5 separate regions of the Homo sapiens genome follow, and all the other regions are linked to region 1. A link is a loop called in an ENCODE intact Hi-C map of the cell type or tissue named here. Cell type or tissue: mammary epithelial cell. All regions are shown on one strand. Each heading gives the region's core, and the rest is flanking DNA. Links, peaks and the distances in the headings are about the cores only. Region 1 overlaps RECK (reversion inducing cysteine rich protein with kazal motifs). Region 2 holds the start of CCIN (calicin). Region 3 has its middle 13 kb from the start of RECK. Region 4 holds the start of OR2S2 (olfactory receptor family 2 subfamily S member 2). Region 5 has its middle 28 kb from the start of RECK.

What was found. A loop is a pair of places that touch in the nucleus more often than their neighbours do. Peaks named below come from ENCODE experiments on the same cell type or tissue, not always from the same donor. Only the 100,000 strongest peaks of a DNase experiment are listed, where the experiment ranks them.
Region 2: a loop joins it to region 1, with 25 times the contacts of the local background. A loop is called at or near these places in 99 of 110 quality-filtered maps.
Region 3: it touches region 1 in a loop (2.7-fold over the local background); 9 of 110 quality-filtered maps call a loop at or near these places.
Region 4: a loop joins it to region 1, with 3 times the contacts of the local background. A loop is called at or near these places in 7 of 110 quality-filtered maps.
Region 5: a loop joins it to region 1, with 5 times the contacts of the local background. A loop is called at or near these places in 7 of 110 quality-filtered maps.

The regions. Positions count from the first base shown.
Region 1 is chr9:36,100,124-36,105,123 of GRCh38, reverse strand. It overlaps RECK (reversion inducing cysteine rich protein with kazal motifs), which reads right to left. Exons shown (of 21, transcript NM_021111.3): 11 at 4,581-4,793; 12 at 2,894-3,030. Among named protein-coding and RNA genes, the nearest start is that of GLIPR2, 34 kb to the left of the region's middle. RefSeq lists an enhancer at 2,325-2,825. In mammary epithelial cell, for the core only: a CTCF peak has its summit at 1,926 (motif pointing left); DNase peaks (open chromatin) are centred at 1,933 and 2,543; H3K27ac peaks cover 348 bases.
Region 2 is chr9:36,163,579-36,169,907 of GRCh38, reverse strand. GLIPR2 (GLI pathogenesis related 2) reads right to left here. Exons shown (of 5, transcript NM_022343.4): 5 at 6,002-6,329. It overlaps CCIN (calicin), which reads right to left and starts at 520. Exons shown (of 1, transcript NM_005893.3): 1 at 1-520. The coding sequence starts at 405. RefSeq lists a silencer at 3,105-3,314 and enhancers at 2,914-3,414, 3,505-3,614. In mammary epithelial cell, for the core only: a CTCF peak has its summit at 3,210 (motif pointing right); a DNase peak (open chromatin) is centred at 3,157; H3K4me3 peaks cover 567 bases.
Region 3 is chr9:36,020,311-36,026,639 of GRCh38, reverse strand. It overlaps the pseudogene OR2AM1P. Among named protein-coding and RNA genes, the nearest start is that of RECK, 13 kb to the left of the region's middle. In mammary epithelial cell, for the core only: a CTCF peak has its summit at 3,021 (motif pointing right); a DNase peak (open chromatin) is centred at 719; H3K27ac peaks cover 125 bases.
Region 4 is chr9:35,952,204-35,958,532 of GRCh38, reverse strand. OR2S2 (olfactory receptor family 2 subfamily S member 2) reads left to right here and starts at 379. Exons shown (of 1, transcript NM_019897.2): 1 at 379-1,425. The coding sequence starts at 435. The coding sequence ends at 1,394. RefSeq lists an enhancer at 6,071-6,329. In mammary epithelial cell, for the core only: a CTCF peak has its summit at 3,398 (motif pointing left); a DNase peak (open chromatin) is centred at 3,422.
Region 5 is chr9:36,006,079-36,012,407 of GRCh38, reverse strand. No RefSeq gene overlaps it. Among named protein-coding and RNA genes, the nearest start is that of RECK, 28 kb to the left of the region's middle. In mammary epithelial cell, for the core only: a CTCF peak has its summit at 3,444 (motif pointing left); no DNase peak of the experiment used is centred there; H3K27me3 peaks cover 255 bases.

The DNA.
Region 1 (5,000 bases), core at 1-5,000:
TTAGTTTAACCAACCTAAAAGAGTAAGAGAAAACTGTAAATTATCTGAATTAATTATGGCTGGAATAAATGAAGAGCTCATGAGTGTAAAGTAAGGCCTGATTCTACCAAGCTATTAAAACACCGAGATTCTTTCATTTGTGAAATGATGAATTTCACATAAACATACATTCATTCTTTTTTTAAATTTATTGGGATCTACAATATTCCAGGCAAGGTTCTAGGTGCTGGAGATACAGTGATGAACAAAATAGACAAGTCTCTAACATAGAGTTTACATCTAGTAGAGAAACAGACAATAAATACACTATGTATGAGCTGGGCACAGTGGCTTACGCCTGTAATCCCAGCACTTTGGGAGGCTGAGGCGGGCGGATCACCGGAGGCCAGGAGTTTGAGACCAGCCTGGCCAACATGGTGAAACCCTGTTTCTACTAAAATATAAAAATTAGCTGGGCATGGTGGCAGGTGCCTGTAATCCTAGCTACTCAGGAGGCTGAGGCAGGAGAATTGCTTGAACCCGGGAGGCAGATGTTGCAGTGGGCCGAGATCACATCACTGCACTCCAGCTTGGGAGACAGAGTGCAACTCTTTCTCAAAAAAAAAAGCCCCCCCTCAAATTTAGCTGGGCGTGGTGGCATGTGCCAGCTACTCGGGAGGCTGAGGCAGGAGAATGGCCTGAACCTGGGAAGCAGAGGCTGCAATGAGCCGAGATTGCACTACTGCACTCCAGCCTGGGCAACAGAGTAAGATTCCATCTCAAAAAAAAAAAAAAAAAAAAAAAAAAAAAAAAAAAAATATATATATATATATATATATATATATATATATACACACACACACACACATGCTATGTATGTATATGTGTATCTATAAATAAATAATTAAGTCAGAAAATTGTAAGTAATAAGTAGTGTCAGGGGATAAAAAATGACAGGTATATTTTGGATAGGGTGGTCAAATAAGATGTCTAAGAAGGATAATTTAGCGTGTTTTATCATAAATGAGAATTTATTATGGTAATATGTATGGACTCCAAACCATGATTATATTTAACTTCGGAAATCATGGCCAAGGAAGAGTCTCACTTGATAGAAACCATGTGTGATATTTAAAGAGATATTTAATTTTCCTCCCATTGATATAGTTTCCTTCTACACAAATATTTGCCTGCTGTAATAGAATCTAGAATTATAAATACAATAAGTGTTGCTTACTTGATTTTAGGCCAGACTCATACTCTAAGACTAACAGAGGTATAAGGGCCCTTGGAGTTCATCTCATTTTGCCTAATTATTTCATAAATAGGGAAGCCGAGGCTCAAAGAAGTGATCTGCTCAAAGACACAAAGGTCTAAATTCCAGTCTAATGCTCTCTTTTTTGCTATATTGGTCACAAAGGTTAAGGGACACAGTTTGTTGGCCTTGAGAAAATATGGCGAATACTACCAGCTACAAATCTACCAGCTACAAATCTACCAGCTACAAATCCAGCACATACTTTTCTCTCCCTGATTACTAAAAGATCTCCAATTTTACTTAGGGCCGCAATGGGCCCAGAGCTTAAAAAATAACCTTTCTCAGTTTTCCTTACAACTAGGGATGGACAGTGTGACTAGGGAGAAGTTGTTTGCTCTGTCCCTTCCTTTTTACCTTCTGGAACTAGATTATGGTGGTTAGAACTCCAATAGCCATGTTGTGATGACAAAGTACATTAAGTAATCTTGATGACTGAAGCTAAATGCTAAGGATGGTGGGGAAAGATAAAAGGAGCCTGGATTCCTGATGATGAAGCCCTAGACTATTTGTTTCTGGGCTTTCTTTACTTCTATTTGTTCTGTTTTTTGTTAATCCTACCTAACACAGGAAAACAAAGGCTGACTTCACTGTCTACCTTTGTAGCCAGATCATGGCACAGATGCCCCCTGGTGGCAGCCTGAACACTTCCCTTAACTACTGGGTGTGTAGGAGTTCTACTTGTCATCCCCTGGTTTCCACCATGTATGGGTCTCACTGCCAAGAAGCTGAGCTCCAGCTCCAGGATCCCTCAATGAGATAGCAACACGCTCTTCTAGCTTTTGGCGGGAGTATTTGGCAGAGAAAAACTGAAGCAGTGAGATAAGTTCCATTTTTACATATTAAGCTAGACTATAATTTTTTTTTTTTTTTTTAGACAGAGTCTTGCTCTGTTGCCCAGCCTGGAGTACATTGGTGTAATCTTGGCTCACTGCAAGCTCTGCCTCCCAGGTTCACGCCATTCTCCTGCCTCGGCCTCCGGAGTAGCTGGGACTACAGGCGCCCGCCACCACGCCTGGCTGATTTTTTTGTATTTTTAGTAGAGACGGGGTCTCACCATGTCAGCCAGGATGGTCTCGATCCCCTGACCTCGTGATCCGCCTGCCTCAGCTTCTCAGAGTGCTGGGATTACAGGCTTGAGTCACCACGCCTGGCCTAGACTATCATTTTTTTATACCCTGTTGGGTGAGTAAGTCCAAGCCAATTCCTGGCTCTCATCCACTGACACTCTGATGACAAAAGGCTGATAGTCTCTGGGGGTAAATTCCACTTTCTAGTCATTATTATGGTAAGAAGACAGCAATGATATGGAGCTGGTTATCTGAGAATGCTGGCCCCCTGAGTCACTGCTTAGAATTCCTGACTGACCACAGTTGGTACCTCCTCAGACTGATAGAATCACTTCTGCTTACATATTTTAAAACAACAATTCTTTCCTGGGCCAAAAAGGCCAAGCAAACAAGAGTCTGTGATTGAGATGGTATCATTGAATCCCATGTTCTCAACAGATAAATGCTCATCCAAAACAAATAGTAAAACAAATAGTTGGAAGAGAGAAGTATTTGAAATCTAAAAACACACATACAAAAAAGTACTTACTGAGGTATGTATCCAAAGGTATACAATTCTTCAGATCATCTGTAGGTGACAGAAGCTCACAAATACTTTCAGCTGTGTGGTCTTCAGGGAATTTGTTCTGGTCTCCACATTTTTTAAGAATCTCCACACAATCTGATCTTGAAAAAAAAATGCACGTAAGTTTAGAGCTTGAGGAACCTCCTCATGTTGTCCAGTCAACATCACTTGTTTCTGAAGCTTTCCAGAAAGTAAGCTTTCATAACTTAACATGTTTCAAAAGAGAACAAGAGTCACAGGAGAGCTCAGGTTGAATAATAAATTGAAAGCACCCCTAACTTTCTGTTGTCTGAGACCAAAGCCCTTACTCAAATTGTACACTTCTTCGTACTGTTACTACCAGCAATGTGGCTTTTCAGTATCTTTGAAAGGAAATTAAATGAAGCTAGTCTGATTTACTCTCTGCAAAAATCATATATCCTCACTTCTAGGACCTTATGCTGGCTTGTTTGCTTGCTTGCCTCTTTTGCCTTCCCTTCCTTATCTAAGTCTCTTTTTAGTTATCAACATTAGCATCTGGCCTATAACAACTAGAAAGTCCACTACTTTAAAATGTTCTTGGTCTTCAATAGGGATTTGACTCCTACAAGTTTTCTGTGCTAAGAGTCTACATATTCCCCTCTTGTTGCCTCTTGCTTGTCACCTAATTGTTATACCTCAGTATTTCCCCATCAGGTTATCCCGAAGCCATGTCAGAGAATAGACTGGACTCTGTTTAAGGTTGAAATTATTAAGGTATCCAGCAGCACTGAGCCACATACCAACAGCTTAGGGGCTGGATATTAACTTGGTTTTGGAAAACTTTTGGAAAAAAAGATATGTGAAGAACAATGGGCAGATTACTATGTGTTAAATGCTTTTGGTTTCACCCACTATAGCAGCTCCTATCTTTACTTGATCCTTGATTTCCTAAGCAAAATAAGCTCCTTAAGAAGAGCAAAGTCGGCTGGGCGCAGTGGCTCAGGCCTGTAATCCCAGCACTTAGGGAGGCCGAGGCGGGTGGATCACCAGGTCAAGAGATTGAGGCCATCCTGGCCAACATGGTAAAACCCCATCTCTACTAAGAATACAAACATTAGCTGGGCGTGTAGTCCCAGCTACTCGGGAGGCTGAGGCAGGAGAATTGCTTGAACCTGGGAGGTGGAGGTTGCAGTGAGCTGAGGTCATGCCACTGCACTCCAGCCTGGCGACAGAGTGAGACTCCATCTCAAAAAAAAAACACAAAACAAAACAAAAAAAGAAGAAGAAGAGCAAAGTCTAACAGAATATAAGACAAGTCCATAAATTAACATATAAAAATAGAATTGTGCATCAGAGGTATTTAATAAATGTTTCATGAACTAAGTTCCATAAGAGAAGTACAAATAAAGGTCTATAGGAATCTGTAGTAAGGATAAATTACTTTCAGCTGGAGAAATCTGGGAAGACTACAGGAATGTCTGGTATTTCAGAGGAGACAAGGACAGCCAGTAGGTGGTGATGAGGGGAGCAGTATTTCAACTAGAGGAGGAAAAAGTGGGAAAGCATTTGACATACGGGGGTGATAGGCAAAGGAAGTGGTAAGAGAGAAAATTCTATGGAGAGGCTCTGGCTAGAGATCACGGAGGGTCTGAACTAAAGCTGGAGAATCGTTAGGATGAAAGAAACTTACTTGCAAATAATACTTCCCCGAGATTTACTATGACAAGGTTTAATCTGCAGTGAACAAGCTATTGCTTTCCACATCTCTGGCTGGCACTTTTTAATATCAAGAACAGGTATATTGATAAATGGCATCTTTATGCTTCCTTTCTCCCACAACTTCATGTCATTCATGGCTCCTTGATCTGACTGTGCATTACAACTCCTGAAAAGTTCTGTTGGCCTAAAGAGAAAAAAGGCCAGAAAGAATCAAGAGGCAATTATTTTCTAGAGAGAAGCAACAAGTAAAATCCTGACATACTAATGCATCAGAAAAATCTGGTTTTCTTAAGAAAGCACATACAACCCATGAAAGGATATCAGCTTCGATTGTATGAAGATTCAGTGTAGACACTAGCATTAAACTCTGATTGCATGTTTTCTTTTTAAC
Region 2 (6,329 bases), core at 540-5,539, 64 kb before region 1:
GCGCAAGCAGTTGGCACGGCAGATGGACTTAATAAGGAAGTCGTTACAGTGAACTCGAAGGCGTGGTGTGTTGAAATACTGAGCCCCACGAAGCAGCTCCTCCACATTTTGCTCGGAGATCACCACCTTGCCGCTATAGAAGTAGTCCAGAAGCTGGTCCACTGTGACCGGGCTCAGGTAACTGGTGTCAATGGTGATGAAAAGCTCATCAGCGGTCTTCATGTCATTGCTGGAGATGAGGCTCCTCACCAGTGGGGAGACAGCAGCCAGCACATTGCGATGTGCAAAGAAGACGTGGTTGTCCACACTCAGGGCCATGTCCCAGTACTCTTTGCGTTTCCTCTGTCTGTTCAGGTTCTGCAGCACGAAGCTATTGTAGTTTTTCTCCGTGAATTCCAATTTCATGGTGCCTCTTGTCGGCTGAAACAGATCAGCAGCAGGTACTGGAGAGCAGACTTTCTCAGGCCTGTGGGATCAGATTGATGGTTGTTTGCAGAGCGGTTGACCAGGGAGAAGAGAGGGTGGAAGAGAGGATGATGTCATAGAGTGGATCAGGTCATCACAATGCAGGCCTCCCTGAGGCCTGTCTCAGAGGCACTGGGCCTTCCTCCCCTCTGATCTCTCCAACCTGCCAAGGCCACATACCCTAGCAGGACCTAAAGCCCTGGGCCCAGAGCTCAGGAGGAACCTCAGGGATGGGCGGCAACTTCCACCTGGGACTTTCAAACCGTAGTTAAAGGCTTCTGGAATATCAGAGCCAGTCTGGGTGGGGCAGTGGGGAGCAGTTTGTGTAGGAGAGATAAGGGGAGGTGGGGAAAGGGAAGAGATTATTAGACCTAGAAGAATCCTCCCATTTTGAGGGAAACTGAGGCCCAGAGAAGAGAAGGCACTTGCCCAAAATCACATAGCCAGTTGGAAGCCGAGCAGGGCCCAGAACCTGGGGAACCTCGCATTCTTCCTACCCTTCTGGAAGCTCCTGACTACCCAGCTTTCCCCAGTCTCTGACTCTCAACTCTCCAAGCACTCTTCCTGCCAAGGCTCCTGGGCATCAGAGAAAAGCTCTGTCCTTTGGCTTCTGACCTTGGTGGCCACAGACATCATTCTCCTTCAAAATGGAGAGGTGGAGGCCACTCCCTGGAGCAGGGATGAAGGAGTTAACCACAAACGGGGGCATGGGAGGGTCTTTAAAGACCGGATGATTTCAGCTCCTTGGCAAACTAGAATGTTCCCCCAACATTTCCAAGTGTCCAGTTGGAAAATGTTGGGGGCTTCAGTGGGTCAGCTTTCTCCATCAAAGGTGGACTTGGGCGAGTTGATCAGACTTTCTAAACCTCAGTTTCCTCCTCTGTGAGATGGAACTAATATTTGATAGTAGTACCCACTTCAAAGATTATTATGAGTTTATTTTTATTTTTATTTTTATTTTTTTGAGACAGAGTCTCGCTCTGTCACCCAGGTTGGAGTGCAGTGGTGCGATCTCAGCTTGAAACAGCCTTTGCAAAATTATGACTGAGACAGTGAAAGAGATCAACTTAACTGACTCCATCTTGCTTCTAACCTCCAAGCTGTCCTTGCTCATTCCTTGGCAAAGGCTGAACTAACTTTGGGAGAAACCTATATGTATAGTTTACGGTTTAAACAAAGACAGCCCTTTCCCAAAGCAGACCTCCTTCTTGCCTGGGGACTAGATTGCCTTTGTAGGACTAACATTAGCCACAAGATTAGAAATTATGGTTTAGGAGTCATGTAGCTGGAGGCTACAAGATTCTAACCCTCCCTAAACTGCTCCTAAGACCAGTGCTTGAGATTTCTCTTTTTTTTTTTTTTTAGACAGTTTCGCTCTTCTTGCCCAGGCCGGAGTGCAATGGTGCGTTCTCGGCTCACCACAACCTCCAACTCCCGGGTTCAAGCGTTTCTCCTGCCTCAGCCTCCTGAGTAGCTGGGATTACAGGCATGCACCACCACACCCGGCTAATTCTGTATTTTTAGTAGAGATGGGGTTTCTCTATGTTGGTCAGGCTGGTCTCAAACTCCCGACCTCAGGTGATCCACCTGCCTCAGCCTTCCAAAGTGCTGGGATTACAGGCGTGAGCCCCCGTGCCCGGCCGGTGCTTGAGATATTTTGCAGAACCTGCACTTGATGGATCAGCTGGCACCACTCAGATCAATAAACTGGCTCATCTGATCTTGTGGCCCCCAGACCCAAGAACTGACTCAGCCCAAGAAGACAGCTCCAACTCCCATGATTTCATCTCTGACCAATCAGCAGCACTCCTGGCTCACTGGCTTCCCCCTACCCACCAAGTTATCTTTAAAAACTCTGCTCCCCCAATGCTCCGGGAGACTGATTTGAGTAATAATAAAACTCCAGGCCGGGCGCGGTGCCTCATGCTTGTAATCCTAGCACTTTGGGATGCCAAGGTGGGCGGATCACCTGAGGTCATGGTTTCGAGACCAGCCTGGCCAACATGGCAAAACCCTGTCTCTACTAAAAATACAAAAATTAGTTGGGAGTGGTGGTGCATGCCTGTAATGCCTGTAATCCCAGCTACTGGGGAGACTGAGGCAGCAGAATCGCTCGAACCCGGGAGGCGGAGGTTGCAGCGTGCCCAGATCGCACCATTGCACTCCAGCCTGGGCGACAGAGTGAGACTCCGTCTCAAAAAAAAAAACCCCAAAAAACAAAAACAAAACCCTCCAGTCTCCCGCACGGCTGGCTCTGTGTGAATTACTCTTTCTCTGTTGCAATTCCCCTGTCTTTTATTACCCAACCCCCCAACCCCCCTCACCCCCCACCCCCAGTAGCTGGGATTACAGGCGCCTGTCAACATGCCCGGCAAAGTTTTGTATTTTTAGTAGAGACGAGGTTTCACCATGTTGGCCAAGCTGGTCTCGAACCCCTGACCTCAGGTGATCCGCCCGCCTCGGCCTCTCAAAGGGTTGGGATTATAGGCGTGAACCACCGTGCCCGGCCTATTATTAGAGTTTAAATGAGAAAAGGACTGGAGAGTAGTGGGCTTGTCATAAAGCTCAATCAATGCTAGCTGCCGTTTTCTTACTCATATTACACCAGTTCGCCCAGCGCCGGCGTTCGTGGCTGCTCCCTTCATAAAAACTTGTGGTCATCGTGGTTCTGGTTTCGCGGTAGCTGAGGAGGCTGTGGCTACCTCGCGTCTCTTCTGGGCCCGCCGCCCGAACCCAGTCCAGCCACGCGGTGGCGCTGGAGGGTCGTCCCCGCCCCCGAGCGCACCGCCTCTGCGCCGGGCACCACCCCAACCCCTCTCCAGGATGGAAAAGAGGCGCGGGGCGTCCCCTTTTTCGCTTTGCCTCCACGCGCCACCGTGCAAAGGCGGCAGCGCCGTGCCGTCCGCCGCGACCCTGGAATTCAAACGGCAGGATCGGGGGCTCTCAGCCTTGCAGGACTCCTTAGATTTCCCCAGACACACACCTGTCCCCACTTTACAGATGGGGACGCTGAGCCCCCAACGGAGGCGCGCCCTCCAGAGGCCAGAAGACTGTCTCCGACTCCCAGTAACAGCTGGGGGGGTTTCCTGACCCCTGCGAGTCCTTTGCGGGGAGAGAGGAGGGTGCCCGCAGACTCGGACAGATTCCTGGCTGGCGTGGGGCTCCCGGAGTCCTGTGGGGCGTCTGTGGAACTGCTGTTCGTGCAAGAAGGGGATAAGCGCCAGCTGGAGCGCCGCGGGCGGGAGGGAGGGGGAGGCAAAAGAGCCCAGTAGCCCCACCCGGACCAGCCTTTGGGAAGAGACCCCAGAGAAGGGCCTGGACTTGCATCTCGCCCAGGCATTCGCGAGAAGGTACAGAAAGGACTTACCTCTCTGATCTCCTCCAATCTGGGCCCAAGCCCCACTCTAGACCCTCGGGCCGTCCTCAGTGCCCCTCCCGGGAAATTTCAGTATCAGCCTCGGGAATCTGAGCCGTTCCAGCTCTTTCCCTCCCTGGCTTAGTCATATTCTCATTCTCATTGTCTCCCTCCCTCGTCCGTTCATTCCAGACTAGTCTTTTCCTTATTTTTAGATTTGGTAACTTGAAAATTATTTGAAAATACGCCCCTTCCCTTTTTTTTTTTTTTTTTTCTGAGATGGAGTCTCACTCTGTCCCCCAGGCTGGAGTGCAGTGGCCCGATCTCGGCTCACTGCAACCTCCGCCTCCCGGGTTCAAGTAATTTCTTGCCTCAGCCTCCCAAGTAGCTGGGATTACAGGCGCGCGCAGCCACGCCCGGCTAACTTTTGTATTTTTAGTAGAGACGGGGTTTCACCGTCTTGGCCAGGCTGGTCTTGAACTCCTGACCTCGTGATCCACCCACCTTGGCCTCCTAATGTATGGGATTACAGGCGTTAGCCACCGCACCTGGCCAAAAATACCCTTTTAAACTGAATTTGTCCACCTTCCCGCCCGAATGCGATAGAGAGACTCGGTCTCTTGGGATATGATACGTGCACAAAGTGAAGAACTTCTGTTTTCCCCATTGGAAGTAGACTTCAATTTCAGCCTCCTCCTCCGGAGACCAGTCTCCCTGGGAGAATAATTAAGCCCTTAATGCCTCTTCAGCCCTTACCTTCTGCAAAGCAGCAGCAGCAACTTGGGTGAATGATGAGGCCTCTTGGTGCTGATGCCAGACACCTTCTGGCTCCCATGGACATGCAGGCTGGCAGATCTCGCCTCCTGGGACATCTTCACCCGGGAGCAGGGGGTGGGTGGGTCAGGCCCTGCTGCTTCACACCTCCTTTGTCCTCTCCCCTGCCCTCCCACCTGCAAGCTTCAGCCTTGGGAGCATTTCAGTGGAGGAGGTGGCCATGCCTGTTTGTTTTTGTTTCAGCTCCCAGAGCACCAAGGCAGGAATGAGCTCTCTCATCAGACACTTCCAGCATTAAGTTGGGTCTGGAGGTGTCATGGGGACCTGAGAGAACTGATAGACCTAACTCCATGTGACAGACCTCGTACAGGTGGATAAATTGAAGCCCAGGGAGAGGAAGAGGCTTGCACCAGAGAGCTGTCTTCTTCCTCTGCCCTCTGGCTACAAAGGAGAGCCGCGGTTTGGTTTGTCCTTGTTCTTTTTGGATTGTGAGGCTTGCCATCTTCAAGAAATCCTTAAAAGTGAGATTAGTGCCCACCTGCTCAGCCAGCTTTGCTGTCTGGCATTTCTTTAGCCCAGGAAAGCTCCCCGGTCCAGCTTTTTCCTCAATCCAGCCAACTGTGGAAACAAACTCCAGCCCATAGAGGCTGGCTGCATGCTGGCTTCCACCACCTGGTTGTGTGTGTGTGTGTGTGTGTGTGTATGGGGGTGGGGGGGGTGACCCGAGGAGCCACCAAGAAGTTCATTGGCTGGCAGCTTGCCAGGTGGGGCCAGAAAAGGATCTCAGCAGGGTCTTTTCACCCACCGTCAGCTTCCTACCAGGCGCCACATTTTCTGTTCATGGTGTCTCCCGTTAGGAAGAGATGGTATGATTCTAATCTTTGGGGACTATCGGCTGGTATATCAGTTTGTTTGGAAGCCCTGAGGAAAATGAGGGGCATATTTTAAAGATATACAGATTTGGGCTGGAGCTAGAAAACTCAGGAACATTCAAGAATATTCTCAGCATCTCCTCCTCTTTTGTACCTCCAATAACTGGCTTCTTCGCTTCTGTGTATTTCCTATTCATAACTTGGCTTGCAAGTAGCTTTGGTTTGCCATGGCCCTAATTCCAATTTATGGCATCCTTATTTTTTTCAGTTCCACTGGTAAATTCTCTCCATAATTCTTAGCTGAAATTCCCAGTCCATGGCCAGCCTGGTGATTGGCTGCCGTTGGATCCAGTGTCCACTCTAGTCCAATCAGCTCTGTGCTGGTGGGTCAGATGGCTTAAAACTTGGCCACTTAAGCAACACAGTCCACGGGGAATGGGTTGCAGGTATTCTGGGGTTAATCGAGAGAGGGATTCAGAGTCACGGATTGTCTCAGCCATGGAGAATGAAGTATGAATCACATTGGAGGAGGTTATTACACAAAGAAAAAGATTTTATTGTCTTCTTAGTCAATATCCCTGGTGAAATTAGAGGCATAGCTTGAGACTGGTGACAGTGCAACACAGACCTTCAGGAGCTGCTTTGAGGACTGGCCTGCCCAGATGCCTGCTGTTAAGCCAGCAGCCCCCTCACTCCGGCCCCTGCCATCTTGACAGATGGAGCTGCCATGGTTTCAGGGACACTCAGCAGGGCATCTGGGTTGGTCCCTCCCACATGGACCTTGTAAAGTTGCTATTCAGGGGAACCTGGTATCGTTTCAGGCAAAACACAGAACCATATTAGCACTTCTAAGCCCCCTGCCC
Region 3 (6,329 bases), core at 499-5,498, 79 kb after region 1:
ATGTATATTTTTATTTCTTTTATGTAAACACTCATGTCTCAAGATGTATTCGAGTCATCTTAATTTATGTAGATGACCGAGTGAAAATACATAGAGGCCAATGCCTTTGAAAGAAGATTTTTATTATTTACATTTCCCAAGAGGAGAGGTCACACCATTCCATGCTGGGGTCATGTGGGGAAGCACCAAGGTTTTTTCAGGAGGCAGAAGCAAGAGTGAGGGGAGAGCCTAGGCCAGAGACTCTATTACAGTTTCCTTGGGAAAGGCAGGGCAGGGGTGGGTAGACAGCATAGGATTGAAAAATATGTGGGCTCTGGGCTATGAGGGTGGTCTCTGGTTGTCCGATACATGGCCCTGGGTGGTTTAGGGCAGGGAAATATTGGTTGGTATGTGAGTTAGATAAGGAGGTGGTTCAGAGTATAGGCTCTGGATCTCAGAGGAGATGTAAACAACTTTGGTTGTTAGTTTGGCCCTGAAATTAACGGATGTCAAATAGACAAATGCAGAATCTAAGAAAATACAAAACTCAAGACTTGAACTATTGTCACAAGGAAGTGTATGTTTAACTTTATAAGAAACCAGTAGCTGTTTTCCAAAGGATTGTACCATATTACATTCTCATCAGCAATGTATGTGAGTTCTAGTTGCTACATGTCTTCCATAACACTTGGTATTGTCAGTCTTTAAAATTTTAGACATTCCAATGAGTGTAGGGTGAAATCTCATTGTGGTTTTAATTTGATTTTCCATAGTGACTAATGACGTTGAACAATTTTCATGTGCTTCTTGGACATCTATAAATCTTTTGTGAAACTCCTTTGTGAAGCATCTGTTCAAATCTTTCCCACATTTTCGGGGACTGCCTTCTTATTGCATTGTGAGAGTTCTTTACATATTATGGATACAAGTCCTTTATCAGATATATGCATTGCAACTATTGTCTGTCAATCTGTTGCTTACCCATTCATTTTCTTAATGGTATTGTCCGAAGAGCATAAGTTTTAAACTTTGGTGAAGTCCAATTTGGCACTTATTTCCTTTAGGGTTCATGCTTTTTTGCATCTTAAGAAACTTTTGCCTATTCTGAGGTCACAAAGATTTTCTCCTGTGTTTTCTTCTAGACTTTCCGTAGTTCTAGCTTAAGCATTTATGTCTATGATTGATTTCAAATGAAGTTTTGTGAATGGTGTGAAGTAAAGGTCAAGGTTCATTTCTTCCCCCGTATGACTATCCAGTTGCTCCAGAAACATCAACGCCCAACTGGCTTGGGCCTGCTTTGACACTGCTGATACAATGGACCCCTGAAGATGTGGCTAATATTCCCATTTGTTCTAAATCTTTCCATTCAATGGCCTTGACCCATTAAATGGAAAGATTTAGTAATGGGGTCACTTCATCACTCACCATGGTGATCCTGCTGACAACATGATCAGATAATATGTCCAACCACCCCTGTATCCTTCTAATGGGGACAGGAATTCTGGACCCCTTTCATGTGCCATCGGGGCTGAGAGTGTCTTGGAATTGGTGGTCTGTTGCAGGCCCAGTCCTTCTGGGCTTGTAGCATCCATAAGATGTTGGTCATTCTGGAGAAGTAAAGAACCATAAATATTCATGGATTCGCCCTTAACAAATATGGACTTTCTATCAGAGGTTTTATTTTCTCAACATCACCCACAACCTCTAGCTTGGGCACCAGCCCAGGATGGAGAAGGTGTTAAATTCCTCCCTATCCAATCAATAGAATCTTACACTAGTTCTATCTTTTCTGATTATCCTCTTCAATCTGACCAAGCTTCTAGCTAAGAAAGCACTCCATTTCTCCCTAAGGACATTGGAAACCTTAATTATTATATCGTGAATTCTCTTGCCTATACCTTTTAGTAAAGATAAAGGTAAACCCAAACTGCTGATAACCCCCAATTTTGCTCTTAATCTATAAAAGAGAAATTCTGGATTTTTAAAAACTCTCTTTTCTCTCAGAAAGCCTAATTTTTTTGAGATGAGGTCTCACTCTGTTGCCCAGGCTGGAGTGCAGTGGTGCAATCAAGGCTCACTCTGTGCAGCTTTGAACTCCTGGGCTCAAGTGGTCCTGCCCCAGCCTTCCAAGTAGCTGGGACCACAGGTGTGTGCTGTCACACCCAGCTAGTTTTAAATTTTTTTGTAGAGATGGGGTCTCACCATGTTTCCCAGGCTGGTCTGAAACTCTTGGCCTCAGGTGATCCTCCTGCCTTGGCCTCCCAAAATGCTGGGATTACAGGTGTGAGCCACCATGCCTGGCCAGAAAGCCTAATTTTTAAGATTATTGTCTAATTTGACACTCTAAGAGAAAAACAAACGTTTCATTCTAGGGAGTCTTTGTTCATCTCCATGAATTAATGAAACTATTGATTGAATAGGGGGAGCAAATGGGCAACTTGATTTTGGGAATATAAAACCACACTGGTCAAGGGTATCTCTTCTGGCAGCATGAACAATTAGATTCTCTGAGTATTCTCGTCTTGCTGAGTGTGAAACACAACTGAGCATGCTGAATAAAATGTAAAAACATTTTTTTAAAAGGTACTGATGAGCTTTCCAGAAACTAAGGGATACTCAAAGGCCAAAAATTAAGTGAAATCTGCAACCCAGAGACTTAAAAGCATTGACATTTTAGGCTTTTGCTATGAGGGAATTTGCCGGGCTGATGAACACCTCACAGGCTTGCTGATGCCCAAGGGCTTGGCTCACAGTAGGAGACTTGCGCGAGGACGTCTTCCTACCCTGCCTCTTCCTTCAGCCCTCCTGCCCTGGTCCCACATCTTCTAGGGCTTTGCTCCTCAAAGCGTGGCCTGCAGAGTTCAGCAGCATAGACATTACCTGGAAATCTGTTAGAGATGTAGAATGTCAGACCCTACCTCAGACTCACCGAATCCTTATCCACATTCTCAGATAACTCATGAAAACATTCAAGTTTGAGAAGCACCTATCTCAGGAGCTTGCAGAAATTTCAATTGTCAGCTTCAGCAATGTCCACCAGGTGGCAGGTTTGCAGCAGGCACAGGTAGCTAGAGCTGCAACCAGCCACCCAATTCTGTAAGTGGCACTGGAAGTTAGGAACAATTGCTCACGAACTGTGGAGGGAATGAATGGAGGGGCGACCCCAGAGGAGACCCCTAATCAAAGAGTGGCGGGTGGTGGGGTGCGAGCCATGAGTTCCCCCTCTCTGGCAGTCCCCAGTTGTATTGGCTAGTGACAGGGACGGGCTATACGCTCTCATTTTACAGACAAAGAAATCAAGGCCCAGAGAAGGAAGGAGACTTAGCCAAGTGCTCAGCAGCGGGAAATAGTGTTAGGGCTGGACTTGGAAGGCAGGTGTCAGGCTGCCTGGCCTGGGCTGAAAGCACTCTGTGGTCTATGCTGACCTGAGCGGCTGCCTCTCCACTCCCTCCCCTCAGATGCTCTTTGAACAGCTATCTTGTTTTCTCTGGAAGTGCTAGAAGCTGCTGTTATAATAATTCAATTCGGATGGCCAGTGGTATTTCCACATGATATAGTTTGGATACTTTCCTCACCCAAAACTCATATTGAATTGTAATCCCCAGTGCTGGAGCTGGGGCCTGGTGGGAGGTGTTTGGATCACGGGCAGATTCCTCATGGCTTGGTGCTGTCTTTGTGATAGTGAGTTCTCCCAAGATTCAGTTGTTGTAAAGTGTGGCACCTCCTGCCTGCTCTCTCTCTCTTTCTCTCTCTTTATCTTTCTCTCTCTTTCACTCACTCCTGCTTTGGCCATGTGAAGTGCCTGCTCCCACTTCACCTTCTGCCATGAGTAAAAGATCCCTGAGGCCTCCCCAGAAGTTAAGCAGATGCTGGAGCCATGTTTGTATAGTCTGCAGAACCATGAGCCAGTTAAACTTCTTTTCTTTATAAATTACCCAGTCTCAGGTATTTCTTTATAGCAGTACAAGAATGGCCTAATACACCACAATACTCAAGGTCCTGTGGCTAGAATCACTGCCTTGGAAGGTCAACTTTGAAAGGACCTCAAAGCCATGCAGTCTAAAACTAGCTTCTAGCAGGGGAGAGAAACAGCTAAGGTCCACGGAGGGGCTCCGACGGCCAGCCCCCACCCCAACCCCCACTGCCATGTCTTGTCATTAGTTCATTTGGGTTTTTTGTTTGCTTTTTTGTTGCTTTGTTTCTTTGGTTGCAATTATGCCTACTCTCATGTCAGAAAGGATTTGTGGTAACCCAAAAATGTATTCAAGGCCAAAAAATTAAAAATAGATAGGTAAGGAAATGGGGCAATGGGAAATTAAAAGTAGAAATGTGGGGGCACTTTCCCTCTAGGTCCTTTGATAGAAGCTTCCATTACTTGTGACACAACAGGGGACACTCAGTTTACTTGTTCGTCCTAGTCCCATGGTTCATGGCCTGGACCTTGGGAAAGTCCCTTCTTTCCTCTGAGTTATCATTTCCCCATGAGCACAGTGAGGTGCTTAGAGATCATATGTTCTGGCCACCTGGGATTCTGACAGTCTGTCATTCAGTTAGGGGTTTCTGAAATACCAGGTTCTTCACAGCAGCCTTCACACCCTTTTTCCTCAGGCTGTAGATGATGGTGTTCAGCATGGGGGTGACCACTCCATAGGAGAGGGAGATGAGTTTGTCTGCAAAATCCTGCTTGTCTGCCCCCAGTGGGTCCTTCGACTTGGGCTTCCCATGCGTGAAGAGGATGGTCCTGTAGAAGATGACCACAACTGTGAGGTGGGCAGAGCAGGTGGAGAAGGCCTTTTGCCTGATCATGTTGATAGAGATGTCAGCACAGGCCAACTTCAGGACAGCCAGGACCTCACAGGTCAAGTGGTTGATGATGTCCCCATAGAAGGGCAGGTGACTGATGACATTTAGTCTCTTCCCTTCCCTTAGGGCAGATGGGCCAAGAACTCCTCTGCTCTGGTGATATCAGCCAGGAGTCAGTCCCAGGTACCCTGTAACTCCAGTGCCAAGACTTTAAACTTTTACTGACCTTTAAGTAAATTTCACTTCACCAGTGAGCCTCTATGACTGGATAGCAAGGGGCCTCCTGCACGTTTTGGCCAAGTTGAAGTTCAGTTATCTCTGAACTTCCCTCCTCCTCATTCCCCATCAGCTCTCACGAAAGACACTGACTTGCTTCTGAGGCTGGTCCTGAGATTTCCCTTGCTTTTTTCAGGGAACTAAAAATCTCTCTTTCGGATTTCTAGGTGCTCACATGTGATTTATCCTGGGTCATCATAAGCTTGTTGACAATCCAGAGGTTTTGCAGTTGGCTTTATTTTACCCTGTGCTTGAAAACCATACAAACTCTGTAGAAATCCATCTCCTCCGAGCTCTGCTTTGTGATCTGACCCCTTCCCAGGTTGCTACAGGAGCACTTCCAGCAAGGAGCTGTGAGACTGTCCTGTACCTGTGCAAGCACACAGTGTCTGTGCCGTGGCCGTTTGGCTCAAGTCAAGAGATGGCTACTGAGCACACCTTCTGTGCCAGGCCTGATTCTCAGTGCTGGGTACTCAGAGATGAAAATCAAAGTTTCTACTTTAAAGAGCTCAATATTTAGGAGAAGACAGACATGCTAAAAAATCAGTGCAAGGGCTATAACAGCAACAGCAGCTGTAGAAGCAGTGGTAGGAGCTATTATCAATTGAATATAAATTTTGTACTAGGAGGCCAGATGCGGTGACTCCCCTTTGTAATCCCAGCACTTTGGGAGGCTGAGGCAGGCGGATTGCTTGAGCTCAGGAGTTCAAAACCAGCTTGGGCAACACAATGAGACCCCATCTCTACAAAATTTTTTTTTTTAGAAAATAGCTGGGTTTGGGGGCATGCACCAGTAGTCCCAGCTATAATCAAGCAGCTTAGCAGCTAAGCCTCAAAATGCATTTTATAACTCTTTTTCCTTTCCCCTTTCTTCCTCCTCCCACCCCCAGTCTCAAGATATAACTTTGAGACAGACTGCTTATGTGTTACCTTTCATCTTGAAATACAGCCTCAGAATGGGCTGTGAACCTCCACTCCCTTTCTTTTCCCATTCTGTGCTCCCATGCCTTATGCACATTTATTTACCTAGATGCTTGTTAAGCACACACCATGCTCACTTATCTGGTCATATGCTTCCTTTGATGCTTCAGAGGTCAGATCCTGATAGGGACCAGACACCTCCAGAATTCTCTGTCCAACAAAAGGTTACCTCAGGGCTGGAACCCACTCTCAGCTGAAGAGTGAACACAAGGTTGACTGTGATTAATTTATAACCTGGTAGGATCCACAATGGCACCAGCCCCTTCACCAAATGGAACAATAATTCAAGA
Region 4 (6,329 bases), core at 523-5,522, 150 kb after region 1:
TGCATTAAAGAGAAATAATTCATAGCATTTCCTAGCACTTAATCACAATGAAGAGGAAAAGCCCTCCTTGGGCCAGGGATATGCTCTGCTGGGTTCAAGTCTTGTCTCTGTCACCAACTTGCTCAGAAGATTTGGACAGGTCACTTCTCCTCCCCAGGCCTCTATCACCTTTGTGGACACTGAGAGGGTGCAGCAACTTCAGAAAAATCCCTCATGCACAACCGGACATTTGAGGCCCTCACCCACTACCTGTCCAGCTCTGACCTTCTGTCTTCTAAGACACCCCCTACTGTCTCTTTCCGTCATTTTTCTCTTGCACAGATATGTTCTTCTATTATGCAATGGGAACTTGACCACATATTAGATGCCTAGGACTCTTCCCAAAAAGCCTGATGCGCTGCTCAGTACTTTGCTGATGGCAGAGGGGATATCACATGGAAAAAGCCAATGAGACCTCCCCTGTGATGGGGTTCGTTCTCCTGAGGCTCTCTGCCCACCCAGAGCTGGAAAAGACATTCTTCGTGCTCATCCTGCTGATGTACCTCGTGATCCTGCTGGGCAATGGGGTCCTCATCCTGGTGACCATCCTTGACTCCCGCCTGCACACGCCCATGTACTTCTTCCTAGGGAACCTCTCCTTCCTGGACATCTGCTTCACTACCTCCTCAGTCCCACTGGTCCTGGACAGCTTTTTGACTCCCCAGGAAACCATCTCCTTCTCAGCCTGTGCTGTGCAGATGGCACTCTCCTTTGCCATGGCAGGAACAGAGTGCTTGCTCCTGAGCATGATGGCATTTGATCGCTATGTGGCCATCTGCAACCCCCTTAGGTACTCCGTGATCATGAGCAAGGCTGCCTACATGCCCATGGCTGCCAGCTCCTGGGCTATTGGTGGTGCTGCTTCCGTGGTACACACATCCTTGGCAATTCAGCTGCCCTTCTGTGGAGACAATGTCATCAACCACTTCACCTGTGAGATTCTGGCTGTTCTAAAGTTGGCCTGTGCTGACATTTCCATCAATGTGATCAGCATGGAGGTGACGAATGTGATCTTCCTAGGAGTCCCGGTTCTGTTCATCTCTTTCTCCTATGTCTTCATCATCACCACCATCCTGAGGATCCCCTCAGCTGAGGGGAGGAAAAAGGTCTTCTCCACCTGCTCTGCCCACCTCACCGTGGTGATCGTCTTCTACGGGACCTTATTCTTCATGTATGGGAAGCCTAAGTCTAAGGACTCCATGGGAGCAGACAAAGAGGATCTTTCAGACAAACTCATCCCCCTTTTCTATGGGGTGGTGACCCCGATGCTCAACCCCATCATCTATAGCCTGAGGAACAAGGATGTGAAGGCTGCTGTGAGGAGACTGCTGAGACCAAAAGGCTTCACTCAGTGATGGTGGAAGGGTCCTCTGTGATTGTCACCCACATGGAAGTAAGGAATCACAATCACATCAGCTGCCATTCAAAAGCCAAGTCATGTGACCTATAATGGTTTCTCACTCTAAGTCCATTTGCAGGAGATATTAAACTTTTCAGACGATATCTCCTGAGTTTTAGTCCTATGTCTGACAGCTTCAACAGACACCAGACTCAATAAATAATCAACTGTGATGAAGGCATTCTGAACATACGGTAAAACCACACGAGACAGCAGCCATGAAAGCATGACGCATGGCCCTTAGAGTGTCTCAGCTCTAGAGTTAGAACAGGGACGTGAGAATGTTCTCACAGCAACTTACCAGCCCTACTGGATTCACCAGGGAAATCAGAGAAATAAGGAGGGAGTGGAAACTTTTACTGAGGCTTCAGTTTATTACACTCAGTTTGCCTGAATGGCTAAGAAAAGGTAAGTTCTTCACTTAGGGAGCTTTTAGTTGTGAATAATCTATTTTGATGACTGAATATCTTTTTAGCTATGAGAAAATTTAGGCTATTTTTTCCTGATGCACTGCAGATCATTGAACACCACCTAGTAAATTAAATAAAATTCAAGGAGTAATGAGTTCAAATTTGACGTTCTTACAGAATTTCACAACAGCAAAGCTTGTATTCTGATAGATGCCAAATCATGTTCTAGAAAAAAGATGATGGTAGATAGATATAGATAGAAGTAGACAGATGGTGGCTACACATGTTTGAAGACTTTGGGTCTAATTTCTTTTTTTTTTTTTTTTTTGAGACAGAGTCTCGCTGTGTCACCCAGACGAGAGTACAGTGGTGCAGTCTCGGCTCACTGCAACCTCTGCCTCCCAGGTTTAAGCAAGCCTCATCCCTCAGCCTCCTGAGTAGCTGGGACTACAGGCATACACCACCATGCCCGGCTAATTCTTGTATTTTTAGTAAAGACAGGGTTTCACCATTTTGGCCAGGCTGGTCTCAAACTGCTGGCCTCAAGTGATCCGCCCGACTCAGCCTCCCAAAGTGCTGGGATTACAAGCGTGAGCCACAGTGTCCTAGCCTATGGGGCTAAATTTTCATAGGTTTCTTTGTTCCAAGACTTCTCAGAGCCTTTATTATGCAAAGGTCCACTGTGAATGTTCAATAGGGTATAAAGTTGTAGCATTTCCTGAGCCTCCAAAGTTCAGCACAATAAAAATTGGGAAGCTTTTTTTTTTTTTTTTTTTTTTTGAGACAGAGTCTTGCTCTGTCATCCAGGCTGGAGTGCAATAGTAAGACCTCGGCTCACTGCAACCTCCGCCTCCCAGGTTCAAGCGATTCTCCCACCTCAGCCTCCAGAGCAGCTGGGATTACAGGCACCTGGCATCATGCCCAGCTAATTTTTGTATTTTTGTAGAGATGGGTTTCACCATGTTGGCCAGGCTGGTCTTGAACACCTGACCAAGTCCAAGGTGAACTCCTGACCAGGCCAAGGTGATCCGCCCACCTCAGCCTCCCAAAATGCTGGGATTACAGGCCTGAGCCACTGCGCCAGGCCAATGTTTTTTTACCTAAGGGTTTGGGCAGATTCCTTAACCTCTTTTGCCTATCTATTCATAGACACAGAAGACATACAAGAGGTTCAGAAATTGCTGTGGATGAAAAGCAGCAGTTTTATGGCAAGTTATATCAAAGTCTGAGAATATCAAAAGACTTATTTAAAAGGAAACTTTAGAAAGTGAATCTGTTTTTAAGAATAGTTCTTGGAATATTTTTGCTTCAAGTGATATATTTAAGTTTTCTTATATTTGTCAAGAATGAATTGGATCACTCGAGCTCAGGAGTTCAAGACCAGCCCGCGCAACATAGTGAGACCTTATCTCTATTAAAAAAACATTGAATTGCATAAGATAAGGATGTATATGTTGCTAATAAAATTTCACTATATTGTGTTAGTCTAAGGTTCTGATTTCTACTTGCCCTAGAAGAGAAACGATCTTGCTACTGCAGATACACAAGAGTGACATCTAGTGGCCATGCAAGCCAACTTCAGACATTTACAGAGCCATGTCGTGTTTTTAGAGGCAGCTGCACAGGTCTCTTTCTTCACCGCTAACTGCATAGTTCATGGAGTTTCTCTCCAATATCCCTGACCCCACTCATCCAGCATCTGCTTGGATACCTCCAGTGATAGAGAATTAACACTTCCAGGTTCTAGCTGTTTCATTCAGCCCTACTAGCAAATTCTTCCTTGAATTGTGCTAACATATACGTGTCTCCATTAACATCTGTCTCCGATAGCATCTTCCAGTCCTAATTCAGCTTCGTGCCTTTACATGAAATACACCTTATCTCTTCTTTCTTCCGATATATAAAGATTGTTCTCCTGGTTCCTGGGTCTTTTTCCCTCCAGCATAAATAGCCCGCATACTTCCACCTGTGCCAAAATCACCCAGTTTACCCAACTGACAGGTACTAAATTGTGTCCACAGTATCATCTAATTCCAGTGTGATATTTCTGAAAATACCTTGGGAATAATAATGATGGTGCTAAGCTAACTCTGTTTCCCCAGGGCAGTGGAGATCTGTCTGGCAGAGAGAGATACTTGAACAAGCCTGCCTTCTTGTGAGGCTGTCCTCCACTCACTTTCTCTTCCTTGAGGAATGGCAGTCATATCCATTTATATTATAAATTACATTATTATAGTGTAACTGTTGAGTCAGAAATTACATTGCTTCCTCTAGGAACAGTGGCACCTTTCACTCCCACTCTCTTTTGGGTGTCAAGGGGAGGCAAAACTATTATATTATTATACTTAATCATACAGACAAATGTATTATTTTAAAAATCACAGTTCTGGGTTAGTGGGTGCTTTAGGCTTTTACTCTAGTGACCAAATGCCCTACGAAATCTTTAAGTTAAAACTCCAAATATAAAGTATATCTGCTTTGGCTGAAATGGAGGTGGGGGGCAGAATAGATGTGGGGGCCAGGGGAGGGAGTTGGGCTCCATCTGCTCAGCCCACCCTTCATCCCCATCCCCAGGGTCCCCAGTCCACAGACACCACCAAACACTAATCTGATCCAAACCACTGGTGCCAAGAAAAGTAGACATTTTGTAAGGATATTTTGTTCCACTCCCAGAAATAAATGTGAAAATTTGGGGGGGAAATTTATATTCTAAGAAAAAACAGATTACCCAGTTAACCATTAAAAAGATAGACAACTTAAAATACCAATTACCTAAGGAGAAGTTGACAACTTGTCAGTTACCACCTTAAGATGTTCCAGGCCATCTGTTTCCACAGATGAGTGGTAATAAACATTCAAGGAACAAAAGGTTTTTAATACTGTTTAAACAATTTCAGAGAATAAAGTGAGAAAGATATCTTCCAAATTGCTTTAACCAAGCCAGCATAACATTGATGCCATACCATTAAAAACATAACAAGGAAGTACAGGAAATGAAAACACCACCTTTTCCTTTCCTATCTCATCTATTTACCTACGTGTGTATGTATGTAGATGCACGCATACATATAAAATAGAATTCAGCAGCACATAGAAAGAATACTAAACCATAGCCTAATGGACTTATTTTTAAAAAATAAAGCTAGAATAATTTAAGGATATGTCTTGGTATAATTCTCTACGTTTATAGGTTAAATAGATCCTCAAAACTATTGAAAAAGTTGAACATGAATTTCTTAGTTTTAAATTCCTTCTAATAAAATAGGAATGGATGTGTTCTTTAATAAAATTAAATTTATATCTCTAGTGAAAAGTATGTGTCATGCGTAATGGTGCATCAAATCAAATCTGTTACACTTTAACCCTTTTCTGGATATACCAACCATTGAATTAGAGAGTAGAGATAAATAAATAAAAGGTGAAACTAGAAGAAAGGTAAAGAATAATTTTATTATTATTGTTAGCTGATACACTCATAATTTTATACCTGGATAAAACAGTAAAATCAATCAAAAGGCAATTTTGAAAAACAGTAGGAGAATTCAATAACGAAGCTGCATAAAAAATTAATATGCAAAAATCCAGGTTCTAGAGGGGAAAGGGGGAAAACGGAAGGGGGAAAGAGGGGAGGAGAGAGAGGGGAAGAGAAAAAAGAGGAAGAGAGGGTGAGAAGGAGAAAGGGGAGGAGATTTGGGGGAAGAAAAAGGAGGAAAGAGAGAGGGAAAGATGAGGAAAGAGAGAGGGAGAGACAAGGAAAGAGGAGGAGAGGGAGAGACAAGGAAAGAAGAAGAGAAGAAGAGACAAGGAAAGAGGAAGAGAGGGAGAGGGAGAGAGAAGGAGAGAGATAGAGAGAAACCGGTTGTCTTGGACTCTTGAGTCTTCAGCAGCAGTCATCACCGTCCTCCCTACCAGCTAAACAGGGCCTTTTCTCATCTTCTAGCTTGAGGCAAAATCTGCCTTTTTCTCCACAGTGATGTCATAAGAAAAGATCACAGTCGCATAACTTGTCCCCTTTCTAGCAATAAGAACCCGCATATTTCTTTCAGGGGGAAAGATATGGAAGAATTTTTATAGGGACTATGCAGCAAGATTTTGAAATAGAGATTTCAAGTGGTTTATCATAGAAGGTATCTAGAACACAATCCTATAGGGATTTCATGGATCATTATCAATTCTCTGTCTGTCCCTAATCAGATTAAACTGTGTTGTTGAGAGAAGGGGTGTATGGGTTATGCCATAGTATTTAGACAAAAGAAAATAAACAGGTGCAAAGTTATACTATTCCAAGTAATTCAACTGGAATGGGAATAAGTAGAAAAGAAATGAAACAGGAGCTCAAGGTTGGTTGATAACACTGATTGCTCTTGGTATAACTGAGATGGAGTAGAGACTCCTCCTAGGGACTTGCGGGCACCAAAGCATAGAAATAAAGTAAAATCTTGAGTTCCTTTGAAGGAAATTCCGGGGACCTAGCTAGCCTT
Region 5 (6,329 bases), core at 704-5,703, 93 kb after region 1:
CAAGAAAACAAATCAAAACTAACAGAAAAAAAGCAACAACAGAAAATAAAGCGTCTCCTGGGGCATGTAGCAGCCAAGAGGACAGCTCTAGTGGCACCTGCCTAGACAGCAAGCCCCGGGCACCCCGACACATCCGGTGCCAAGGTCTCAACATTTGGTTGATCCTTTTGTACATCTGTGGCAGCAAGTAGGCCCCTGTGCCCCATGGCCAAGTTGAATGACAGTTCCAACTGAACCTCCCGTCTTCTCTTCATTCTCCATTGCCTGCGGCAAAGGCATTAACTTGTTCCTGAGACTGTTCACAGAACCCTGGGTCCTGCTCTGTTACTTTTTTATTTAATGGAAAGGTTAAATCTCTCTTGACAAAGATTCTCAGATTTTCCAAACTTTGGCCAGGCATCTGAACCTTCTTCTAGGTACATCTGTGTCCTTGCTTATAAAATTCAGTTTCAGCAAAAAGCCCTGCTAAGTCAGTTCAGCAAGAACCCCCCTCCTCAATATCTGGTCATCTTCAATGTTTGATGAGGTTCCTCATCCTCCACCATCCCCAGGTGATGTCTGATTACCCTGTCCTCTCTTCAGCAAGAATTCTGTTAGGTCCATTTAGCCAGAATCCCCGTTACCCCCGATGCTTCTTCTTAGTAATTTTCTATCTACCTACCTCCAGCCCCCTCCTTGGCTAAAAATTCCCACTTGTGCCTGCTGTATTTGGAGTTGAGCCCAATTTCTCTCCCTCACTGCAAAATCCCATGGCAGTGGTCCCTATACATGTTGAGATAGTCCTGAATAAAGTCTGCTTTGCCGTGCTTTAACAAGTACTGATGAATCATTGTTTCCTCAACACTCCTCAGACTTCGAAGTGCTTCTCAAACTATGATTTGTTCTGGACCAGTAAAAAACTTGTAGGCAACTGAGCACTACAGTTTTATTAGAACTGTATCTAAAATACTTACAAACTTCCCAGATATCTATCTTTCCAAGAGCTCTCAGTAATCCAACCCCCTCCTCTGTTGTTGCAGCGATGCTTCCTGCCTCACGAGCTCCGAGATACTCCTATGTTGGTGGTTAGCACATTATAGCTGTGACCAAGTCAGTGCCATAATAATTCAGGTCAGGTTAACAGATATTTGTTGAGCGTCTACTCTGGGCCAGGCATAATTCTAGGTGCTGGGAACAAAGAGCTCAAAATCTAGTGGGGAAATAGTCATGCAAACAAATGCTTTCATCATCATCATCATCATCAACCATAACAATTACTTGAATGCTAAGGACAACAGGTCTTAGGGTCTATTTAGTAATTGCCCCCTTTCTAATGCAGAAAGCCCCTTACCACATTCCTGATAGTCCTAGAACCTAGATTTGACTATCTGAGTGATGTGAGGTTCTTTATCTCCTGGTAAGGCTCACTTCATTTTGAAGTAGTTACCCTGTGATATTGAGCTGAAATCTGTCTCCTTGCAACTTCTACCTGGCCTTGTCTTCTGGAGCCCCTAAAGGCAGTTAATCTCTCTTACACACAACTGCCTAAATATCTAGAAATAGTATGGTTTCAGCACGAAGATAAATAAGAATAAATCTCCCTTTTTCTCTTAAGGTCTTAAAAAAGTAGATATATCTCTTAGAGGCAAATGTATCAACCAGGAGCTCGCTACAAAGGCTGACACTAAGAATGGTCCCCAAGCTTGAGGATGGCTGAGGTGCCCGAGACACGCTGCTGCTGGGATGTGTGTGTTGGGCAGTGTATCAGTCCCCAGCTGGGTTTCTCACTGTAGGCTGGCCAGCCAACTCTCAAGAACCTGCAGATCATATGAAGAAAATATTCCCTCTATGTCATCATTATCAGATTCAGAAACATGCTTATTATTATTGCCAGACTTTGTATCTAACTATGAAGTGAGAAAGAGCCCAACAGTTTTTATCAAGAAAGGACAACCAATCGTGAGAAGGACTACCAGCTGTATGGTCCCTGGCAAGCCCCCATTTCCTCAGCATGATGGCAGGGTGAGGCCAGATGATCTCAGACATTCTTGCAGGTTGAGGAGGTCTATTTGATTTTGTGAGAATAATATCATACCAATGAAACAGCTTCACATCTGCCCTCCTCAAGCCCCCATTCCATTACAATCAAGTCTGATGATAGAAATGTAACCATGCTGTTGATTAATGGGTGAAAATATATGGTTTGATCGAAGGAATAAGACCTAGTGTTCAATAGGTCAGGAGGGTGACTATAGTTTACAATAAGCTACTATACCTTTCAAGATGGCTAGAAGAGAATAATTCAAATATTTCTAGCATAAAGACAAATGTTTAAAGTCATGGATATCCCAACTACACTGACTTGATCCTTGCAGATTATATGAATGTATTAAATTATCACATGTACCTTAAAACCATGTATATCTATTATGTATCAATAATAGATATTATGTATCTATTATGTATATCTATTATGTATCAATTTATTTAAAAAATAAATATAGCCAATGCTAATGAAAATTGTGGAATTCCTTTCACCAAAACTTGCCCTTACTTTTATAAAAAAACATCATGAGCAAGAATGATCGATTTTCCAAGGTTTGGAAAGAGGCTACATGTCAGAAACAGTGACACTGGGTCTGAACGCCAGGGTGAGGGCTCAGGACATGTGACAGGTGAAGGGTCCTTTCTGCTTCTCCTGCCTCATGTGCTTGGGGCACAATCTCCAAAGGACTGGCCATCACCCTTAGAAGATAATTTAAATTGCAGTTTATTCTTTGGGACCATTGTAGACCCTGAAGTCATTTAAGGTTTGGAAAGTGAGTTGTACTCAGTTTAGAAACTTTCTATCCTTCTGGGATAACATCCCCAAGAACAAATTATGTTGGCAGCACTGGAGGAAGTCAGCTGTCTGCTTCTTCTCCCCCTTCTTCTCTCCCTTCCTCTTTCCCTTCCTTCTTTCCTTGTCCCCTTTCTTTCTTTCTGAACATCATAATCTCATTAACAGGGTCCAACAATCTGTGGGTTAGTGATTCCAGGATTCATTCAAAGCCCAGGTGCTTTCTCCTGTGCTGCAGCCGAGCCCCGTCACCCCCAGTCTGTGCTTACGCAGTGGCTTGGGGCATCTGACTGAAAGACCTTTACTCTCCCTCTAAATGTTCATCTCATTGGATTAAACACCTTGAAGCAACCTGCTGTGTTCTGCCTCAATCCTCACTGGGCACCCAAGTCACTGTCCTTTCAGCTTCCTGTCATCTGTGCACGTGCTCCCAGACCTCTTACGAGTCATGGACAGAATGTGACCCAGGACAGGGATGAGTCTAGAGAATGGGGACATTCCTTTATTCAGCAAACAATTATTGAGCGTATGCTCCATAAAAGGCAGAAATGTGTAGAGTAACCCAGGGTCCATGCCCTCTGGGAGTGCATCCTCTAGCGGCAAAAGGCAGAAATGTGCAGAGTAACCCAGGGTCCCTGCCTTCTGGGAGTGCACCCTCTAGTGGCGAGAAAGAGGCACATGAAAAAAATACAGTTGACCCTCGAACAGCGCGGGGATTAGGGCGCCGATCCCCATTGCAGTTGAAAATCCCCAAAACAACTACTAATAGCCTATTGTTAGACTGAATGCCTAATCGATAACATAAACAGTAGATAAACACATATTTTGTATGTTAAATGTATTATTATACTGTATTCTCATAATAAAGTAAGCTAGAGAAAAGAAAATATTAAGAAAATCATGCTGGGTGCAGTGGCTCATGCCTGTAATCCAGAACTCTAGGAAGCCGAGGTGGGTGGATCGCCTGAGTTCAGGAGTTGGAGACTAGCCTGGACAACAAAGTGAGACCCTGTCTCTACCAAAAATACAAAAATTATCCGGGTGTGGTGGCATGTGCCTGTGTCCCAGCTACTCCAGAGGCTGAGGAGGGAGGATGGCTTGAGCCTGGGAGGCAGAGGTTGCAGTGAAACAAGTTGGTGCCACTGCACTCCAGCCTGGATGACAGAGCTAGACCCTGTCTCTCTCTCTCTCTCTCTCTCTCTCTCTCTCTCTCTCTCACACACACACACACACACACACAAATCACAAGAAAGACAAAACATGTTTACTGTTCGTTAAGTGGAATGGGTCATCATAAAGGTCTTCATCCTCCTTGTCTTCACATTGAATAGGCTGAGGAGGAGAAGGAGAAGGAGGAGGGGTTGGTCTTGCTGTCTGAGGGTGGCAAAGGAGGAAGAGGTGGAGGAGGTAAAAGGGAGGCAGGACAGGCAAGCACATTCGGTGTAACTTTATAGAAATACATGGTAATTTCTGTCTGACTTTTTAGCTTTGGGAATTGATTAGCCTTTGGCTACATGGGACATAATCACTTCCTCTTTCATGACAGACAGTCTACAAGTACACAAGGGTAAAGAATATTTCCCAAAGCATGTTTGGCCATTGGGATGTCCTTTAGCGGTGATGTGGCAGAACTTGGAAGACTCTTCATGCTCCCTAGTGTACACCAGGCAGATGGCAAAGATTGAATTCAGGAGGGAAGTCAATGAACCTGATGCCCTGAAGGAAATGTTTCAGAGTTGGTAGAGTGTTCTAAGATTTCTGAGGCCAAATACAAAAGTAAAGATGTAAAACTTCTTTGTATAAAAGATAAGCAGAACTCCAGCTAATATGTCAATATCTGACATATCTGTCCTAATTGGAACAAGCTTTTTACCAACTCAGGAAGCTTGCAGAGAACAATGATTCCCATCACTGTGGCTCCTAAGTGGAGAGAGAGAACATAAGGATGTTTCTCAAAGCTCCAATATTCTGCAGGGATCATCTAAGACATTAGAATTTACTGTGGACCCAAGGGGTATGATTCTAGAGACCTGTGAGTAGTCACAGAATGAAAAAAGGAAGTGAGGAAGAAGCTAACCATGACAACAAAGTGTTTTCAGTTCAAGAATGAGATACAGAGTAAGTTCAGGAAACCGAGCTCACTAGTCATCATTTTGATTCCTGCTCTTTGCCACTATGATCATAAAGGCTAACTCTACTATGGAAAAATGAGGGACATAGTTGAAAGAACTATTGACAAATAATGTTACCACTGAGTTTCCATCCAGAATGAAAATAATGAATGCAGATGAGTTCTGGAACATGAATTAGACAAACTAAGGGGGATTCAAACATCAAGATTCAAGTTCACGATTCACCAGGAAGCCTATTAGCATTTCATCTCGTAAATGGATACCACCAGATCCTTGAGGCTGAAGAGAAAAAGAGTTACAAAACCACTTATAAGTGCACACACACATTATGCATATGGATATGTGAATAGAGCTATGCACATGGACACACCCAGAGAAAATAAATGACACAAGTTAATTTCCAGAGTTCAGAACAAAACTGGACATCCCAGGGAAGGAAGCTTTTAAAGTTTAGAGGAGAGAGAGTTCTATGGGCAGAAATTGCCATGGGAAATTTCCTGGAGGAGATGATTCTTTGCCAGGTAAGCCAAAGGGATCTCTGACACATTGACAGACACACAGTGTTCACAGCAGGTAGTAGAAGGAGTAATGTGCCCAGTTCAGAGCCGTATCTTCAGTGTAGCTGCACTTATCTACAGTGATTTATTGTCCTTCTGTCTCTGAAGGGCTGATACTCAAAAGAGGAAGTGATTATGTCCCATGTAGCCAAAGGCTAAGCTAACACCCAGGCTATAAGTGCAGGGAGATAAGCAGACTTTGACCCAGGATGAGAAAATACTTGTTGAACACTAATGTCCTCTGGCAATAGGAAAGACTTTTGAGGAAGTAGAGGGCTCCCTTTCACTGAACCATTGTTTTCTAGATATTTTACCTCTTTCTTTCCTTGGCTTCTTCCTCATACTTCATAACCGTCCTCTACATATTAGTTATTTATTGTTGTATAACAAACTTCTTCAAAACTAAGTGGCTTAAAACAACACACATGTTGTCTCACAATTTCTGTGGGTCAAGATCTGATTATAGATTAACTGGATCCTTTGCTTCAGGGTCTTTCACAAGGCTATAACTAAGGTTTTGACTAGGGGTGGGATCTCATCTGAAGGTTCAACTGGGGAAAGGTTTACTTCCAAGCTCACTTAGGTAGTTGGCAAGATTCAGTGCCTTGAGAGTTGTTGGGCTGAGGTCCTGAGTAAGTTGGCCAGAGACCTCTCTCTGTTCCTTGCCACATTTGTCTCTCCAATCTGGAAGTTTGTTTCACTAAAGCCAGCAAGTGAGTGTATTCTTTTGGTTAAATGCAAGTTACTCAAGGGGAGAGGATGACACAAAGCCATGAATACCAGGAGGCAAGAATCACTAAAGCCATCTTAGACGCTGCCTGT